Regions from separate parts of the Homo sapiens genome. Here region 1 is linked to region 2. The links are chromatin loops, found by intact Hi-C in ENCODE. Cell type or tissue: K562. All regions are shown on one strand. Region 1 overlaps CLMN (calmin). Region 2 overlaps SYNE3 (spectrin repeat containing nuclear envelope family member 3).

Region 1 (5,000 bases), 200 kb before region 2:
CCAAGGAGTTCCTGGGTTTCCTTTACATGCAAGGTTGTTCTTGAAAGTCTCAAGGTTGGAAACGTGGCTGTTAATTTTGCCCTGTTTATTAGACATCAGTTTCAGGTGCTATCTGATTTATTTTCAGAGTCGGCGCTACCCACCTGCCCTGAGAAAGGGGCAGGAATTTGACCAGGGAGAAAATCCTTGATATGATAAATGCGAACAGAGGTTCATTTGGGGTGGTGAGTGGGTGCGGGTATATTCACCACGTGACCCTCTGTACTTTTCTGTATTTATTTATTTTAATTTTTTAAAAAAGAAAGAAAGAAATACTCCATGGCTCTAGTGTGTCCCCCAGCAGGAATTTCCAGCTACCCTGACACACATCAGGCATTAATTTAAGAGTTCAGTGATCTCAGGTTTGGGGACAAGTTTTCCTTTTGCTTTTTTCCCCAAAATAACACTTCACTTTAGGAGCATTGCCGAAAATGTGCCAATAATCAAAACAACTGGTTGATGATTTATAAGCTTCATCTGCGATACAATCTTTCACCCGTAGAGTTCAGGATGCTCCTGGGTGAAGTGGTGGCACTGCGTCACATGTTCTACACGTCAGGAGTGGAGGTGTGGGTGGCCGAATGCCTGCTCGGGCAATATCCTAGACCTAAAGATAAACTATGTGAATTAGAATTGAGGTCAAGAGCTCCACTTCCTAAAAGCCACATTTATTTTCTCTGCTTTCTAATCATTTCAGTGATTTCTTCTAAGAACCTTTCTTTTGTGTTAACCATAAAGGCAGTCAATAGTTACTCTTGAACCTTTTGTTTTGTTTTTTGAGACAGGGTCTCGCTCTGCCGCCCAGGCTGGAGTGCAGTGGTGCGATCTCAGCTCACTGCAAACTCCACCTCCTGGGTTCAAGCGATTCTCCAGTCTCAGCCTCCCCAGTAGCTGGGACTACGGGCATGAGCCACCACGCCCAGCTAATTTTTGTATTTTTAGTAGAGACAAGGTTTCACCATGCTGGCCAGGCTGGTCTCAAACTCCTGACCTCAAGTGATCTACCTGCCTCAGCCTCCCAAAGCACTGGGGTTACAGGCATAAGCCACTGTGCCCGGCCTCTCTTGAACCTTTTAAGAGGAGAAGAGAGACGATTACCTACAAACATGAAAGTGGGGTGCTACTAGCTTCAAACAGAATTGAGACTACTTGCTGGATATAGATGGAGAACCAGATAGTGGTGCTTAAGGAGAAAGAGGTGAAGTGAGTAGATAAAAAATCAACTTTCTAAAAAAGAGAAAAATAATCTCTCCTCTCCCAGCCCCAGGCCCACAGTCTTGAGGTCCATCCAACCTCATGCACCAGGAGGGCTGAGATTTCTGCCTGCTCCCATCCCCCTTCTCACCCAGAGCTGTTCATCCCTTCCCATCACTGCCTCTCCTCTGTGGCTCTTCCTTTAGTCTGTTTCAAGTGGGGAGCTGATTCAGCTGCTTTTGTTTTATGGTGTGTGCATGAGATGCTTGCAAACAAAATGCAACTCAAAACAGCCGGGCCAAAGAATGCAAGAAGAGAAAGAAACAGAGGAATAGAAGGGCCACTAAGTTGAATACAGAGGAGAAGCCATGGAAAGTTCAGGAAAGCCACATTATGTCTCCGTGCCTCTGTTTCCTCCTTCTGATAGGAGGGGGGTAATTCAAGTCGTCATGAGGATGACAGGAGACATGGCATGTGTGTGTGGCACTATGCAGGATGCCTGATGCAGAGTGAAGGGGCAGGTAATAATATTATTACTATTATTATTATTAAATAGCAACATTATGTGACTTTAGAAGGAAATCTAGCTTTGCCCAATACCTACAAATGGCTCTTGGCTCTTCACAGATCCCGGGTCTGGCAATCAAGATGCGCACCTGAGTTTCAGGTGTTGGTGTGTTCAATAATGAACGTCTTCCACCATCTGCTCAGATTCCTACTTAAAGACAGACCCTCTCTTTCCTTCCCCTGATAAGAATGATGACCCCAGGAGGGCAGAGCCGTGTCTCAGTCATCTCTTCCCAATCCTGAGCTTGGTAACCGGCAGGGGGAGGCACTTATAAATGTTTAAATGAATGAACAACAGAAAGAGCACAGGTCACCAGCTCCCCCTCCACTCTCTGGAACTGTAAATTCAGTTACAGATGAATCTATCACTTAGCAAACACCCAAGTGCGCCATTACCTTTTCTAGATGTAGATTTATCCATCGTGTAAAGGTCCTCTTCTGCACATTTTCCCTCTCAACTGAAAACAAAGACATACCATCAGCTGGGAGAATAAGAAGTATGTGCAAAATCACACCTTCCCCTTCCCAAGGGGAGATTCTAGGTGGAGGGCAGACAGAACCCCAGGGTGTCCCATGTAAGAACAGAGGCCTTTCTGGAAGGGGTTGGCAACGCCTTACCTGGCACCCACAACCCATGCTCCCCAGCCCAACCCCTGAGCATCTATGTAAACCCACAGATTCAGACACATGGAACAAAATGTTCTCTACAACCCAATTCAAACATTTAGACATCTGACAGTTCAGGCTAAGAAGCACTGGAGACAAAACTACAAATCAACCCCACAAGAGGCTGTAATGGGACTGCATGGTCACCCAGTGGCAGTGATGGGCATGAGGAGATGGGAGAGGGCAGTCAGGGTCGGGGTGGAGTGGAGCCGATAATTAGGAATTGGATAGGGGCTCTGGAATGTGCCACAGTGTGGTGAAAGGGATTGGACAGCCCAAGATCAGACTCTGAGCCCTGTCATCTCCCAGCTTTGTGTGCCCGGGCCAGACCCCCACCCGCATGTCTGATCTGCACATGGAGGATGAGGAGCTCACTCTCCAAGCTGCTCTAAGGATACCCAGGCTCCTGCAGAGCCAACTCCACACAGTCCCTGGCACAGGGGCTGCCAGTGGTTTTTCTTTGTAGCTATTATTTCTAGAGCCAGGGCAGACTTTGCACCCTCCAGGAATAAAGAGTTCTGCAGGCGCTTGCTGCTGAGCCAATGTGAACCGAAGGACATAAACCAGGAATGGACCCCTTCTCCCAGGGGAGAGCATTACCCAAAGAGGCTTCTTAGCAAAGATCTTTCACTGCCAAGGGCGACTGCCATCCGCCAAGCACTCACTGCGTCCCGGACACTTTGTTTCCATTCATCTTTAAACCTTACAACAGGGGTCCCCAACCCCCAGGCCATGGACCAGTACTGGTCCGCGCCTGTTAGGAACTGGCCTGCACAGCAGGTGGTGAGAAGCGAGCATCACGGCCTGAGCTCCGCCTCCTGTCAGATCAACAGAGGCATTAAATCCTCTAACTTTTTTTTTTTTTTTTTTTTTGATACAGAGTCTAGCTCTGTCACCCAGGCTGGAGTGCAGTGACGCAATCTCGGCTCACTACAAGCTCCGCCTCCCGGGTTCATGCCATTCTCCTGCCTCAGCCTCCAGAGTAGCTGGGACTACAGGCGCGCACCACCATGCCTGGCTAATTTTTGTTGTATTTTTAGTAGAGACAGAGTTTCACCATGTTAGCCAGGATGGTCTCGATCTCCTGACCTCGGGATCCGCCCACCTCGGCCTCCCAAAGTACTGGGATTACAGGCGTGAGCCACCGCGCCCAGCCGCATTAAATCCTCATAGGAGCTTGAAAACATCCCCCTCAGCACCCTGTCCATGGAAAAATTTTCTTCCACAAAACTGGTCCCTGGTGCCAAAAAGGCTGGAGACCACTGCCTTACAACACCCCTGCAAAGTACAAACTATTATTTTACAGCTGAACAGAATGCAGCTCAGAGAGGTTCCAGTGACTTGCTCAGCTGAAGAGAGGCAGAGCTGGGAATCCCCATCCAGGTCTGTCAGCCCCACACCAGCCAGAACCCTGGAAATGGAAGGCTTGAGTTTGGATTCCAGCTATTCCAATCATGGCAAAGGTGTCTGCAATAGTCATAACAGTGATTTTTAAAAAAAAGTACCAAGCACTTGCTATATGGCAGGCACTTACCTAGGTAATTTACATGGATTAACTAATTTAATCCTTACTACCATCCTCTGTGGCAGGTGCTATTATGACCTTCAGATGGGACAATCGCGCCCAGGGAGATGTTGTAACTTGTCCAAGGTCACACAATTAATAGTAAGGTTATCATTTCTGTTTTACAGATGAAGAAACGGAGGGGCAAATAGTTAATAAAACAGCCCAGGTGGAACTCCATTCTGTGCTTTTTCTGCTCTCTCCTGAGTTCTGTGGCCTTAGCTGTCTTGGGCCCTCGAGCACCCGGAGGGTGTTTCTGAGATGGGCCCCAGTGCCAGTGTCTGGGTGAGGGTGCGTGGTGGCCTGAGGCTGCAGCCTCCTCGGCTGTGAGCTGCCACGCCTCCAGGAAACTTCCTTCAATATCTGAGCCAGACGGCTCCTCAGCTACTGGATTTCAACATATTGAAAGACCATATCACATATGCCTAAAACGATTCCAAATTTCTTTAGCAATAAGAAAATGAGAGCCAATTGATCTCCTGCAGGAGAGCAAAGCTTATGGATTTCTGTAACAACGGGACTTTTTTCCTCTTGGCCTCATTATTTGGCAGAATGTGGCACCCATAAATCACGTTTCAATATTATGCCTTACAATATTTTTAACTGAAGAACCAGCAGACAGTAATTACGTACATCACTGCTTTTCTCTCAGTTTCCTCCTTTTCTGTAAGGGAGGGTCACTGGCTAATAGGCATAAGAATTAAAGAACGAATTCCAGTAAACTGTGTTTCACGGGTGAGAGGGAAGGGAGAAGGAAAAGAAGTTAATAGAAATGAGGTTGGGAGGAGACATGTGCTGAGACCAGTGAGTACCAGAGTCTTGGAGACTCCCGGAAGCTCAGAGAGTGTCTGTCCCAAGCTCTATCGGAGATCCTTCCACTTTGCAATATGGATCCACTTTATTCTCTCTGATGGCTACAGTGTTTTCCATAGTCTGGTTGTTCCCCCTGTGGATGGACATCAAGACTGCT
Region 2 (5,000 bases):
AGTGTGTTTGTTATTCTAAACTGGGGGGTGTTGGGGGCAGGGCTTAAGTGATCAGAAGCATTTCTACTTTCATATACAACAGTTCACACGATCTTCAAAATAAGTTCATGAAGTAAATAAGGTTGCCATTAATAGTTCCATTTTAGGCTGGGTGCAGTGGCTCATGCCTGTAATCCCAGCACTTTGGGAGGCCGAAGAGGGTGGATCACCTGAGGTCAGGAGTTTGAGACTAGCCTGGCCAACATGGTGAAACCCCGTCTCTACTGAAAATACAAAAATTAGCCGGGTGTGGTAGCGCATGCCTGTAATCCCAGCTACTTGGGAGGCTGAGGCAGGAAAATTGCTTGAACCTGGGAGGCAGAGGTTGCAGTGAGCTGAGATTGTGCCATTGCACTCCAGCCTGTGTGACAGGAGACTCTGTCTCAAAGGAAAAAAAAAAAAAAGCTCCATTTTATAGATGGGGAAAGTGAACCCCAAGGGGCCAAACAACTCCCTCGAAGCCACAAAGCCAGTTGGTATTGGGCCCAGAGCCCAGCCTTGATTTTGTGACTGCCCTGCCCAGTCCATTGGTTACCCACTCTCCTATAGATGTTACTTATGACACCAGCCAGAGGCCAAGAAGAAATCACAGATTTCTAGGAAACACAGATTCCAAAGAATGAGAGATCTCAAGGAACTCAGAGCTCCTTGGATCAGAGCATGCCGGAGGAGGCTCGTGTCATTACGGGCCAATGCCTAGCAGGAAAACACAGCATTCATTCCCTTGGAAACAGTGGCACTAGGAGACACCGATTTACACTTGGCTTTTCCAGAAATGGGGAGACACCCCAGGCCCCAGGGAAGTCTTCTCCAAGTCACAACGTGGAAGTTTAACAACATGAGTTTTGGATTCAGAGGCCAGAGACCACTGAGGGGCTGAGGCCTTCCTTGAACAAGTCACTTCAGGCTTGCCCCTTCTGTTTCCTCGCGCTGAAAGTTGAGATTATACTGCCTCCTAGGTGTCACTGGGAGAGTTACAGGAGAGGCCCTAACCACAACTTAGCACAGTTCCTGGCACACACAGTGGATGGCCAATACATAGCATCTCGAGTAATAATCATACCTATTACTCATTGTTGTCGTTATTACTGCTGTTATTGTTATTGCTTCAGCCTGCAAAGACCCTGGGAGTGACTCTGAGCACGGCTCAGTAGGGTAAGTGGAAACACCTGCCTAGTAGAACTCAAAGGCACAATCCCTCCCTCTCCTGTCCCTACCGAGCCCCATAGACTCTCCATCACCAGGGTGGCCACACCGTCCAGTTTGCCCGCAACAACCCAGGTTTCCTGGGACAGTCCCGGTTCACACCTGCTGTCACAGCATAATCATTGGTAGCATCTTTGTCCACTCCCCAGCGTGTCCTGATTTAGGAGGGTGAACTCCAAGATCCCCTCTCTGCTATGTGCCTGTCCCAGCGGAGGACTCTGCACACCCTGCCAGCCTCCCCCCAAGCCTGGGGCTTCTTGAAATCAAGAATCCTGGGGCCCAGCACAGCGCAGCCCAGAGTTGATCCCCCATAAATGTTCTTTGGTCTTCCTGGAACCTTCCAGAAAGCCCACGAGTCTTGCCCCAGTGTCACGGGCCCACCAACCCTCCAGGCACCCTGCCTGCTAGCCGTGTGGAGCAGATGGCAGACACTGTACCTTTTGGAATCCAGTCGGCTCCCCTGGAGAACTTTGTGTCTGTTATTTTAGGGAAGGAGAGGAAAAGGGGGGAAAAAAATAAGTTAAGTGAGTGAAACTTAAATCCCAACAGAGCCTGTAATGGAATATTCGTTTTGTCAGGGGAGTGTTTCTTTAAAACTTCTGGTCATCTGGACAGCCTGAGCCAGCAGATGATTCGATTTAATGAGCTTTTTAACACACTTCAGGCCCAGCTGGGATTCTGTCTGGAAAGGCCGTGGCCAAGGCCGGCGGGGGCCATGGCCAACCTGGCTTGGGCTGGGCTGACACCTAGTGGCCGTCTCGGCTGCTCCCGGGCCAGGAAAGCCTGGGGCGCCCAGCTTGGGGCTGGGGTCTGAGGCTGAAAGGGCCCTTAAGGGCCAGCTCACCACCCTCCTCAGACTTAGGGACCTAGGAAACTTAATGTCCGTGCCTCAGTTTCCTCATTGGTTCACAGGGCATATAACAGCACCTCCTTTAAAGGGCTGTTATAAGGACATAGCATTGAGCAAAGGTTATGATCATTACTAGTTTTGCTATTATTATTATTATTATTATTATTATTATTATTATTATTATTATTTGGTGTGAGGAGACACAGGGGCCCCCGAAAAGGAAGGTGCTTGCTCAACTAAGACACAGGGCAAGTTAGAGACATGGGGCTGGACCCCAGGGCTCCTGATGCCACTCCAGTGCTTCCCCAGGTCACGCCTACAACACACGGGTGTGTCTGCAGGCTGGCTCTGCCACTGACCACCCACGCGGCCTCGGGCAAGGTTTTTCACTGCTTGGAGTCTCAGCTCCCCTCTGCAGTCTGGAGATACAATGACTTGAGCAGAGGGGAACCGTACAGACTGAATGGGACGGTGCACACAGGGCCCTCGGCTTGGGAGATAGGAAGCACTCCTTACACATTAATTATGAGGTCACTGCTGTCCTGACTGGGACTTCAGCCTCATGAGGTGGTTGGATGGCCAAATGGCGTCACCTAAGTGCCCAGAACCCATGAGTGTCCCTGTCCTCTGCCTGAGTGGTCACCACTGTCTGGTGTGTGAATGCACAGGGCAGGGTGGATGCAGGCTTAGCACTGTATCCCCAGGCAAATACGGCCCAGCTATAGTCCTGTCCCTGGAATCTGGGACCTGCACATCCTTGGCACCTACCAGCAGGTGGCCAGAGTCCTTCAGCTTGGACTTGTACAGCATCCACTGGTAGCGCAGATCTTCCAGCTCATCCGAGGTCCCCCTTGCTGGCCCGAGACGAAGGAGGTTCTCAAAGAGATGCTGACCTTCTGGCACCCGAGCCTCCAGCTCCTGGGGGAAACAGCAGCGTCATGGTGCGGCTTCCAAATGGCCCAGACAGCCCCACCTGAATGGTAAGGATGGGTCCATCAAATTTCACTTGACAGACAGGTAGGCAGGGAGGAGGCAGACAGAATCCATAAAGTGGGACTCCCATCTGTGCAATTCAAGCCAAGGCCTAGCCCTTGCTCTCAGGAATGCTACAGGATGGCCTCCTGCATGGAACGGGCAGCTGGGCTGCAGACCTCCAGTGGTCACTTCCAAATATGACATTCCAGGACCAAGTCCTCCAGAGGGCTTGACTAGAGTTCGCATCATTCTAAAAGCTGTCATTGTGAACATGTCTTTCTGTTAGCATTTTGAGCCTGGCAGAATGGTGTTTTAATGTGCAGATTTTTCTCAGGAAATAGAAGTACTGTGTTCCCTTGGGATGGAAACTTTTATTCTCAGGACTCCTGAGAGGTGGTGTGATGGGGCAGTAGGAGCGGGGCTATAAATCCGGGAGCCCAGTTTTAAATCCTGGCTTTGGATCCTGGCTCTGCCCCATTCTACTAGCATGTAATATGGGACACCTTGCTTAGCTTCTCAGAGCCCACAGGAATGTATGCTGTACAAAAAGCAAGGGGGTTTAACTTGAGGAACGGAAAGTCATTTCTGATATGGCTGGAGTTGGGTGGTGGTGCGGTGGGGGGAATGAGAGGAGTAGCCAGATATGAGACAGGAGAGGCAGGCAAGGAAGATTTCCAGGTAATGGCCAACTAGATAATTGGGACCAAACCTCCCACTAAGGACAAAATATTTAAAGCATTTTAAAGGCATAAAAGTATTAACAAAAGAATGTGAGGCACACCGGGCCACAACTTGGGAAAGAATGAAAACCCAGGGCAGTCAGTGCTGTGTTCAGATCTGCTTTTGCCCACAGAACATTTGCCAATTTGGAAGGAATAGCTGTAAAACATCTTTGCTTTTGGCAGCCTCACTGGGCTGGGGAGACAAAGGCCAAAGTCTGGGGCCTGCAGAGGTAGAGATTCTGATAGGGTTCATTCACCCTTTTGCTGAGCTCCTAAAGCCTTCACCCTATTAAAAATGAACCAGAAGTAAACCTGGACCTTGTGTAGACTTGCAGCCCAGTTCAAAGTCATCTTAGTAGACCAGGGAAACTCAAGCCTTGAACTTGGATTTAGTGGTCCCAGAATGAAAGGTCCCTACTCGCCTGGCAGTAGCAAATAAAATCAACTCTGGAGGAAAAGATTATCCTAAATCTTTTTTTTCTTTTTGAGACAGAGTTTCGCTCTTGTTGCCCAGGCTGGAGTGCAATGGCGCGATCTCGGCTCACCGCAACCTCTGCCTCCCAGGTTCAAGCAATTCTCCTGCCTTAGCCTCCCGAATAGCTGGGATTACAGGCATGCACCACCATGCCCAGCTAATTTTGTATTTTCAGTAGAAACGTGGTTTCTCCATGTTGAGGCTGGTCTCGAACTCCTGACCTCAGGTGATCCACCCGCCTCAGCCTCCCAAAGTGCGGGGATTACAGGCGTGAGCCACCGTGCCCTGCCTATCCTAAATCTTAAATCCCTCTTATACATATTTTGGCAAACACAATGTCTAGCACACAAAGCAGCCACATGAAGACACAAGAAACCAAGAGTAAGAACAGGCAGAAATAATATACAACAGAAACATTCATAAAATGCCTTGAGATGTTAGAATTATTAGATACAATCTGTAAAAAGCTATGTTTACTATGTTCAAATAATTAAAAGATAGGTTTAAAAATTTCAGCAAGTATCTGGAAGGTATGAAAAATGATAGAGTTTCAGTTAAGACAGGAGCTATAAAATAAGAAAAAAAAAAGATAAGAAAAATGATAGAGTAGATTATTAAAAGCACCAAATAGAAGTTCTAGAACTGATAACTGCAACAACCAAAGTTAAGAACTCAGTAGACACGTGTAACAGAAGATGAAACACAGCTAAAGAGAGAATTAGTAAACTGAAAG

Evidence for each region. A loop is a pair of places that touch in the nucleus more often than their neighbours do. Peaks named below come from ENCODE experiments on the same cell type or tissue, not always from the same donor. Only the 100,000 strongest peaks of a DNase experiment are listed, where the experiment ranks them.
Region 1: a loop joins it to region 2, with 2.8 times the contacts of the local background. A loop is called at or near these places in 4 of 110 quality-filtered maps.

The regions. Positions count from the first base shown.
Region 1 is chr14:95,227,876-95,232,875 of GRCh38, forward strand. CLMN (calmin) reads right to left here. Exons shown (of 13, transcript NM_024734.4): 2 at 2,197-2,258. Among named protein-coding and RNA genes, the nearest start is that of DICER1-AS1, 73 kb to the left of the region's middle. In K562, a CTCF peak has its summit at 2,054 (motif pointing right); no DNase peak of the experiment used is centred here.
Region 2 is chr14:95,430,397-95,435,396 of GRCh38, forward strand. It overlaps SYNE3 (spectrin repeat containing nuclear envelope family member 3), which reads right to left. Exons shown (of 18, transcript NM_152592.6): 16 at 2,864-3,013; 17 at 1,683-1,721. Among named protein-coding and RNA genes, the nearest start is that of SYNE3-AS1, 83 kb to the right of the region's middle. RefSeq lists an enhancer at 1,078-1,217. In K562, CTCF peaks have their summits at 1,003 and 1,992 (motif pointing left); DNase peaks (open chromatin) are centred at 1,015 and 1,985; H3K27me3 peaks cover 58 bases.